2 separate regions of the Homo sapiens genome follow, and region 1 is linked to region 2. The links are chromatin contacts, found by Hi-C in ENCODE. All regions are on one chromosome and are shown on one strand. The core of a region is the stretch at or near the end of the contact, and the rest is flanking DNA. Distances in the headings are between cores, read along the strand shown. Region 1 holds the start of USP36 (ubiquitin specific peptidase 36). Region 2 holds the start of JMJD6 (jumonji domain containing 6, arginine demethylase and lysine hydroxylase).

What was found. Hi-C counts contacts between places; a loop is a spot of excess contacts on that map. Pooled maps may share reads with other maps.
Region 1: a pooled map shows a loop between it and region 2 (8-fold over the local background). The contact joins the promoter of USP36 here to the promoter of JMJD6 in region 2. A Hi-C loop is called at or near these places in 2 of 168 maps with a recorded cell type or tissue (B cell and CD8-positive, alpha-beta T cell), 2 of 37 single-sample maps with no recorded cell type and 11 of 50 pooled maps.

What each region holds. Positions count from the first base shown.
Region 1 is chr17:78,839,294-78,843,651 of GRCh38, reverse strand. USP36 (ubiquitin specific peptidase 36) reads left to right here and starts at 2,838. Exons shown (of 21, transcript NM_001385174.1): 1 at 2,838-2,916. LOC124904067 (a long non-coding RNA gene) reads right to left here and starts at 2,538. Exons shown (of 2, transcript XR_007065923.1): 1 at 1-2,538. RefSeq lists silencers at 2,351-2,450, 2,911-3,430 and enhancers at 2,571-2,760, 4,355-4,358.
Region 2 is chr17:76,723,557-76,728,180 of GRCh38, reverse strand. JMJD6 (jumonji domain containing 6, arginine demethylase and lysine hydroxylase) reads left to right here and starts at 1,575. Exons shown (of 6, transcript NM_015167.3): 1 at 1,575-1,834; 2 at 2,326-2,714; 3 at 4,123-4,409. The coding sequence starts at 1,706. METTL23 (methyltransferase 23, arginine) reads right to left here and starts at 1,342. Exons shown (of 5, transcript NM_001080510.5): 1 at 1,003-1,342. RefSeq lists enhancers at 1-442, 1,073-1,702 and silencers at 962-1,411, 1,522-1,651.

The DNA of each region.
Region 1 (4,358 bases), core at 1,589-4,088, 2.1 Mb before region 2:
TGCACAGCCATTCTCCTGGCACGGTCAGATGTCTGAGAGTCAACACCATTTAGGAAGGATGACTTTCTCCACCCCTTCTGAGACTAGAAACAAAATGGAAGGGTCATAAGAATGGTGCCAAGCAGCCAAAAGAGCCACTTCCTTTGGGTACCAACAGGTGGCGTGGCGTCATGGCTCCTGTCTTCCCCAAGTGCCTGTGCCCAGCAGCTGCCTCTGCCTGTGCATCTTCTAGGGCGATGCTAATGGCAGATTTCCTGAGAGCCCTGTCCCATCTGCATGGATGGGAAGGACGACATACATTGCTGTTCTTCCTAAGGAAAGTGGCATCCCTCCCAAACCTGGGAACTCGGGTCTCCATGGACCGCACAGACACCTGAGAAAAGGTTTTGCATCAGAGGCTGATGGCAGAGGCTCTACCAGTCCAGCAAGTCACCTGACTGATGTGAAGGGTTCCCCTAGAGCAGGAGGGACATCTGGGCTGAAAACCCTCATGTGAAAAGGCCTGGGCCCCCCAGGCACTCGGCACCTATGAAATGCAACCCCAGCGGGTGGAAAAGCAAGTCCACGATTGCACTCCCCTGCCAGGCTAGGGAGAAATTCTGCTATTGCAGTTCAGGGGCAACACACCCACCCCCGCAGACCTGAGGGTGGCTGCAACTGTCAGCCACACCCAAAGAATGCAGGGCAGGCTCACTGTGGATAAATGTTTATGAAAGAACCACATGGAAATTGAAATATTTGAGATGAGACTGAATGATCTCTAAATCCTAAAAGAGAAAACTAGAGAAACATTAAAGATGAAAGAATAAAATATTCTGTTATAGAAAGCTGTAACCAAAACGGATCACATTAGAACTTACCTCAAGAAAAAGGTGCATTAACAGAATAGTTGTATTGTCACCCAAAAATTACCTGGTCCGCTCCCTGCCTGGGAGGTCAAGGTAAGATGGACTCAATTCCTCTCCTGGTTTCACAGCCTGTAGAAGATGGCTGAAGATTTGGGCTAATTTCGTGAGAGACCTACGTTGCATTTCTTTCTTTTTTTTTTTTTTAGACCAAGTATTGCTCTGTTGTCCAGGCTGCTGGAGTGCAATGGCACGATCTCAGCTCATTGCAACCTCCACCTCCCAGGTACAAGCGATTCTCCTGTCTCAGCCTCCCTAGTAGCTCGGATTACAGGCGTGCGCCACCATACCCAGCTAATTTTTGTATTTTTAGTAGAGACAGGTTTTCACCATGTTGGCCAGGCTGGTCTGGAATTCCTGACCTCAAGCGATCTGCCTGCCTCGGCCTCCCAAAGTGCTAGGATTACAGGCGTGAGCCACTGTGCCCTGCCTTTTTTTCTTTTCTTTTCTTTTCTTTTGAGACGGAGTCTCGCTCTGTCGCCCAGGCTGGAGTGCAGTGGCGACATCTCAGCTCGCTGCAACCTCCGCCTCCTAGGTTCAAGGGATTCTCGTGCCTCAGCCTCCTGAGTAGCTGGGATTACAGGCGCCCACCACCACACCCAGCTAATTTTTGTATGTTTAGTAGAGACGGGGTTTCACCATGTTGGCCATGCTGGTCTCGAACTCCTGACCTCAGGTGATCCGCCCACCTTGGCCTCCAAGTGTTGGGATTACAAGGGTGAGCCACCGCGCCCAGCCCAAGGATTCTTACAGATAGGGCATAGTCTCAGCATCAGACTAATATGGTTATCTTGTTTGCTTTTTTCAAAAAACACCAGCGCCCAGGTAATAAATACAAGGTGAATTTTGTTCCAAGTACATCTAGCCTCTCTCCCCATCTCCAGTCCCTGCTTTAGGATCCGTGGGGAGGGCATGGAAATTCGTTTTGGGTTGTTTACCTGTGACTTCACCCTACTCATCATTCCTACTTACATCAAAAAAGACACAGCAGATACGACTGTGTTTGCAAAGTTCTGCCTTTTGGATAAAGTAGTTTATGCCCATCCTGTGCTTCTCTGAGTTTCTGAGGTCAGGCCAGGAACCAACACTCTCAACCTGCCCAAGGGAATGGGGAGGAAGCCAGCGAAGTTGCCTCAGATCAAGAGGATTTTTAAAAATACTGCAAAAGAAATACGTGCTCACAAATACTCAGCTAAAACCTTCGCAGAGCTGTCAGAGGACAAAGCTTTTGGAGGGAGTGGGTGGAGCTAGAGATTGCACAGCCGCCACCAGCCTACAAAGGTCAAATCTCACACTCTCAGATCCCTAATTCCGAAGAGCCATTTCCTCGGCAGCCCCAGGCTTTGGCCGATCGCTCCCAGATCCCTCCCTCCCCAAACTGCAGGTGCTCCGCGTGTGGGAGTCACGGATGGCCCCAGAGCCCGGGACGTTAAGGCCGAGCGCCCGCGCCTCCGCTTCTCCACAGCCACCTGACGGCCAGGGGCAGGTGGGGGAGCCCAGCCTTCTCCCTGCCCGGGAGACAGCGCGGGAGGGCTGTTGCAGGGGTGGGCAAAGTCCCTCGAGTCCCCGTTCTGGGGCGGGGGCGCGCGCCACTGTCACACTTCAGGCGTCCGCCACGCCGCCAGGTGTGCTCGGCCGACCCGGAAGTAGCGGCACCTCTAGTGCGCTGCGGAGACGTCACCCTGCCGCGGCACAGGGGCGGGAGCGCCTGTGGCTCTGCGCACTTGCGTCATCACGTAGGCTGGCGGGGTCCCGTGATGGGGAGGTGACGTAGGCGACACGGAAGCGGCGGTGGGCGGGGACAGGGAGTTAGCGGAATCTAGCCCCGCCTCTTAAAGCCTCCCAACCCTTTCGGAGTTAGCGCAGCGCGAACGCTGGGTGCGGCGCCTTTAAGCGTCGCGGTGACACGTGTGTGAGGCGCCGGAGGCCCGGATGGTGCGCGTGCTGGGCCGCGGGCCGAAGGAGTCGCCAGGGCTGCGTAGGCTTGTGGCGCGCCCGCGGAGAGGCCGGGGTAGGCTGGGGTCGGGTCGGGGCGGTGCGCAGGCCTGGGGACGAGACCGGGGCGGGGGGTTCCGCGAGGCCTGGGGCGCGGGAAGGGCTGGCGGGCGCAGCCGGGACGCTCAGGGAGAACGTGGGCGCGGGTCCGCGCAGGGCTTCGGCCGTCCCCGAGGAGGACCCGGGATGCTCCGCCCGCTCGCGAGCTCGCTTCTCCAGAGCCCGGGTATTCCCGAGGAGGGTCCGGGGCCGGGCTGTCCTCGCCGGTCTCCGCCGTCCCCCGGGCTCCGGGCCGGTGATGGGGGTCGCCGGGGCCCGCTGTCTGTGCAGGATTCAGGTCAACTTCGGAGAGGTTGAAGTCGGAATCAGGGCGAGGGCGTCGCGTGCGGCCGCAGAGCTCAGCGGGGCGGGTGCGGCCCCGGGGCGGGCACCTTCCTCGTGGTTGCGGAGGAGGCCATGGAGCCCGGGGCGGGGTGCGGTTCCGATGCTGCTGCTTCTGGCGGGTGGCGTGGGGGTCCTGGGCCTGGGGCTGGAGTGGCGGCCGCCAAACCCAGACACACGAGAGGGGAGACTCCGCGCGCCCCCGTTTACGTAACGCTCGCCACGGAGCCATGCTCGGGGAGAGGTGCTCGGGTCGCTGTGTCCGCGGCCGGGCTCGGGGCAGGCGCTGCGGAGTCGCCCGGGAGGCCCCTGGAGCGCGGCGCTGGGCCCCGGGAGGCCGCTGCTTCCGTGGGCTCCTCTCCCCAGCACGTGGTTGACCCTGCGAGCGTCCGTTGCAGTTCATCCTGGAAAAGTGACTTTAGAAGGAGGAGGGAGCGGGAATGAGCCTAAATGGTGCTGGCTGGGGTTCGCGCAGGTGGAAATGTGGATGAGGCCTGTGCTGTCCTTGGACAAGAGAGAGCATCCTTCCTGAGTTGGGTAGAGTGTGGATGGTGTGTGCGTCGGAGGGATTGCTAGTGATTACAGGAACACTTGTCTCGGGCTCCTACACGTCAGAGAGCGAGCGAGCGTTGTTTAGGTTATTGCTTAATGTTTTAGGTGGAATTGGTGAAGTAGAGATTGACCTGTCCCACTTGAAAAATTGTGTTCAAAATCTCTGCATCTACATTAAGGAGTGGGTTAAGTTCAAAGTTACTTATCTCGAGTGAAACTGGGTTACATCTCCCAAGGTTCGTTTATCCCCTCCCTAAGTGGTTCTCAAGCGTTGGTTGTGCATGACAGAGTTCTCACCTTCCAGGGTAGATGTGAGTCCTAACCGAAAGCAGTGATATTGTGGGGAGTTTTTAATACGACTGGATGTCTTCACTTTGTAGATGGCTTTTATTCTGAGATCATTTCCTTACACATTTTTCGGGAGTTGGTATGCTTTTATTTATGGATGAAGTCATAGGTCTGAGATTTGCTGTAGAATTACCTGGGGATGGGAAGTGACTCAGGATGGGTCAGATGTAGTTACTG
Region 2 (4,624 bases), core at 326-2,825:
CACAGCAGCCTCGACCTCTCGGGCTCAAGCAATCCTCCCACCTCACCCTCCGGAGTAGCTGGGGCTACAGGCACAAGCCACGATGCCTAATTTTTCTACTTTTTGTAGAGACGTAGTATCACTATATTGCCCAGGCTGGTCTGGAACTCCTGGTCCCAAGCGATCCTCCCGCCTCCGCCTCCCATTTAACTTCTCTAAAGCTGTTTCTTTAGCATGGGACATGCCTCACAGGCTGGTGTTAAAACCAAATGAAATACTGCAAAGTGAAAGTGCTTTGAAAAACCGAAGACAGGCAGGGCATGGTGGCTCACTCCTGCAATCCCAGCACTTAGGCAGGCGGGAGGATCACTTGAATCCGGGAGTTGGAGGTTGCAGTGAGCTGTGATCGCGCCACTGCGCTCCAGCCTGGGCGCCAGAGCGAGACAGTGTCTCAAAAAAAAGAAAAGAAAAAGAATTATTATTGAGAGTTTTGTTGTAGCTGTGAGCTTAGAGGAAGAAGCGAGGTCCAACCCAAGAAACACTTTGGGCACCAAATAAAACTGGAAACCCTGATCCCAAAACTCACACAAAAGTGAGAGATAAGGATGAATCAAGAAACCCTTGGACAAGATCAAAAGAAGCATTAGAGGTCAGTCAAGAATGTCACTTTCCTGGCAGGAAAGATTCGATGTGGAGAAAGCCGGCCCGGCGCAGTGGCTCATGCCTGTAATCCTAGCACTTTGGGAGGCCGAGGCAGGAGGATCACTTAAGCTTACAGTTCGAGACCAGCCTGACCAACATAGTGACCAGGGTCACTTCTTGGCAGGGTCTCCAAAATTCTTACTGAGAGACATTTAATGCACCGAAGGGCTTCATATCCGACGTTTTTGCTCCGGGGGTCAACCTAAAGCAGGAAGCTGCGCAGCTGAGCGTCCGCACCCCCGGTCCCTCAGGAACCCAGCCAAGTCAGCCGACATCCGCTCCTGACCTCAGGCGCCTCCTGGCGGGTGCTGCTGCACGCACCTGCGGGACGTGGACCTCCAGGACAGCCCCGTCGGCCCCCGGACCCGGCTCCTCCGAGAATCGAAAGCGCTGGGCCCGGACCCCCTGTCCTCGGAAATCGTGCTCGCCCAGTAGGGCGTCGTTGGGCCCCGGGCGGGCGGGGGACCGCGGAAGGCTCCGGGCTGCCAGACTGCGCGAGCGGGAAGCCGCGGGCCACGTGGCCGTAGCACCTGACGGCAAGAAGGGGAAAGCCCAGATCTGGTGATAACCCTGCCGCGCTGCGAGCGAAGAAAGCCCGGAGCAAGGCGAAAGAGACTCACACGCGCAGAACTGGCAACGGGCGGCTGGCGCGACCGGAAGTGATGGGCACAGCGGCAGCGCGGGAGGGGAGGGGCGGGGCGGGGCGGGGCGGTGACGCAGCCGACGTGACCTTCCCAACATGGCGGAGGCCCGCCGTATGTGAAGGAGTACCCCAGGGGAGCCAAAGCCAATGGAAAACCGCGAGAGGCGTCGGGGCGGGGAAGACGGCGGCCGCTTGCCCAACCCGAGGCTCGGGAGGTGGCTGGGGAGTGAATTTTCTGGAAGGCGACTTTAAAGGCGCCGGGACTGAGCGAAGGGCGTTTGGGTACTGCCGTCGCCGCCGCCCAGGCCGGGGAGGGGTGCGTTAGTGTCAGGAAGCGGGCTGCGCCGAGGTCGTAGCGGAACCAGCTGGCGACCCCGCAGAATGAACCACAAGAGCAAGAAGCGCATCCGCGAGGCCAAGCGGAGTGCGCGGCCGGAGCTCAAGGACTCGCTGGATTGGACCCGGCACAACTACTACGAGAGCTTCTCGCTGAGCCCGGCGGCCGTGGCGGTGAGCGGGTCGGGCGGGGGTGGCCAGGCCGGGCATCGGCACCTCCAGCCGCTACGCACCTTTCTCTGGGCCCGAGGCTGCCCTCGCCCCGAGCGCCCGGGACCTCGTAGAGGCTCACCCGCACCCCGCGGAGTTTGGGGTCCCCGAGGCGCGGATTCCGGGGCGGGTCTGCTTCCTCCCGTGCTGTGGCCGCCCGTCTGCTCTGGCGGACGACGGGAGTCCCACGCCTGTGGCGCTCTCAACTAGAAGGCCCGTCGTCCCTGACTCCTTTGGGCGGCGGGTCCCCTAGGGGACCTGGCTGTCAAGGCTCATGGGGGGTGGCTCTAGGAACGACGTGGCCTCACGCACGCGCCCTGCCCCCACCCCGGAGGAGCCAGACGAGAGTCAACTTCCTTCGGTTTGTCATTACCAGTTGGCCTTGGGGACACCCTTATCTGCCACTGGACTTTTTTTTTTTTTTTAACTGGACAGGTCTTTTTTAATTCCCTCAGGATAACGTGGAAAGGGCAGATGCTTTACAGCTGTCTGTGGAAGAATTTGTGGAGCGGTATGAAAGACCTTACAAGCCCGTGGTTTTGTTGAATGCGCAAGAGGGCTGGTCTGCGCAGGAGAAATGGACTCTGGAGCGCCTAAAAAGGAAATATCGGAACCAGAAGTTCAAGTGTGGTGAGGATAACGATGGCTACTCAGTGAAGATGAAGATGAAATACTACATCGAGTACATGGAGAGCACTCGAGATGATAGTCCCCTTTACATCTTTGACAGCAGCTATGGTGAACACCCTAAAAGAAGGAAACTTTTGGAAGACTACAAGGTGCCAAAGTTTTTCACTGATGACCTTTTCCAGTATGCTGGGGAGAAGCGCAGGCCCCCTTACAGGTAAAGTATTCTGCAGCTAAGTGGTTAAAATCCTTTTCTTTTTTTTTTTTTTTTTTTTTTGAGACAGAGCGTCACTCTTGTAGCCCAGGCTGCAGTGCCGTGGTGCGATCTCGGCTCACAGCAACCTCCATCTCCCGAGTTCAAGCGCTTCTCCTGCCTCAGCCTCCTGTAACTGGGATTACAGGCATGCGCCACCACACCCAGCTAATTTTGTATTTTTAGTAGAGACGGGGTTTCACCATGTTGGTCAGGCTGGTCTCGAACTCCCGACTTCAGGTGATCTGCCCGCCTCGGCCTCCCAAAGTGCTGCGATTGCAGGTGTGAGCCACCGCGCCCGGCCTGTGGTTAAAATCTTATCTACAACAGCATTTGCTCGCTGAGTTCAGTTGCTAATCTTTTTTGGAAACAGTGAGTACTCCCTCGGCTGTACATTGAACTCATTTAGGGGGCTCCTGAGGCCTGCCTGGGCCCTACTGGGGAGACTGATTTAATTCGGGTGATGCCTGCGCATCAGAATTTCTGAAAGCTCTTCAGGTGACTTGAATGTGCAGCTATGGTTGAAGCACTGATCTCTAAGGGAGGTTTTAATAAAGTCCAGCAATAAACCACATTAGTGATTTTTCTTTTTTTTTCTTTTTTTTTTCTTCATTGAGATGGAGTCTCCCTCTGTCGTCCAAGCTGGAGTGCAGTGGCGCAATCTCAGCTCACTGCAGCCTCCGCCTCCCGGGTTCAAGCAATCCTCCTGTCTCAGCCTCCTGAGTAGCTGGGATTACAGGTGCCCACCACCACACCCGGCTAATTTTTGTATTTTCAGTAGAGATGGGGTTTCACCGTATTGGTCAGGCTGGTCTTGAACTCCTGACCTCAGGTGATGCACCCACCTCTGCCTCCCAAAGTGCTGGGATTACAGGCGTGAGCTACCGCCCCAGCTGATTTTTCTTATTTTGTTAGGAATCAGTCCATGAACAATGCACCCAGTGTTTCTGTGTACCAGAATTTATATAATCTCTGAAATAAAGATGACATATCACATAAAATTAAAACCTGGCCAGGTGCGGTGGCTCAAGCCTGTTATTCCAGCACTTTGGGAGGCCGAGGCAGGTGATCACTTGAGGCCAGGAGTTCGAGACCAGCCTAGGCAACATGGTGAAACCCTGTCTCTACTAAAAATACAAAAATTAGCCAGGCGTGGTGGTGTGCGTCGGTAATCCCAGCTACTCAGGAGGCTAAGGCAGGAGAATCACATGAACCTGGGGAAGCAGAGGTTACTGTCAGCCAAGATCACGCCACTGCATTCCAGCCTGGGTGATAGAGCAAGACTCTCAAAGAAAAACTAAAAACTTATTGTTTTGTGTGGTATGTGTGTAAGTAAATTACACTTCACATCTTGGATATCTCCATTCTGTAGGTGGTTTGTGATGGGGCCACCACGCTCCGGAACTGGGATTCACATCGACCCTCTGGGAACCAGTGCCTGGAATGCCTTAGTTCAGGGCCACAAGCGCTGGTGCCTGTTTCCTACCAGCACTCCCAGGGAACTCATCAAAGTGACCCGAGACGAAGGAGGGAACCAGCAAGACGAAGCTATTACCTGGTTTAATGTTATTTATCCCCGGACACAGCTTCCAACCTGGCCACCTGAATTCAAACCCCTGGAAATCTTACAAAAACCAGGAGAGACTGTCTTTGTACCAGGTATAGATGAACTGGAAGAAAGTACATTCTTTGCCGGGCGCGGTGGTTCATGCCTGTAATCCCAGCACTTTGGGAGGCTGAGGCGGGCAGATCACGAGGTCAGGAGATCGAGACCATCCTTGCTAACACGGTGAAACCCCGTCTCTACTAAAAATACAAAAAAATTAGCCGGGCGTGGTGGTGGGCGCCTATAGTCCCAGCCACTCGGGAGGCTG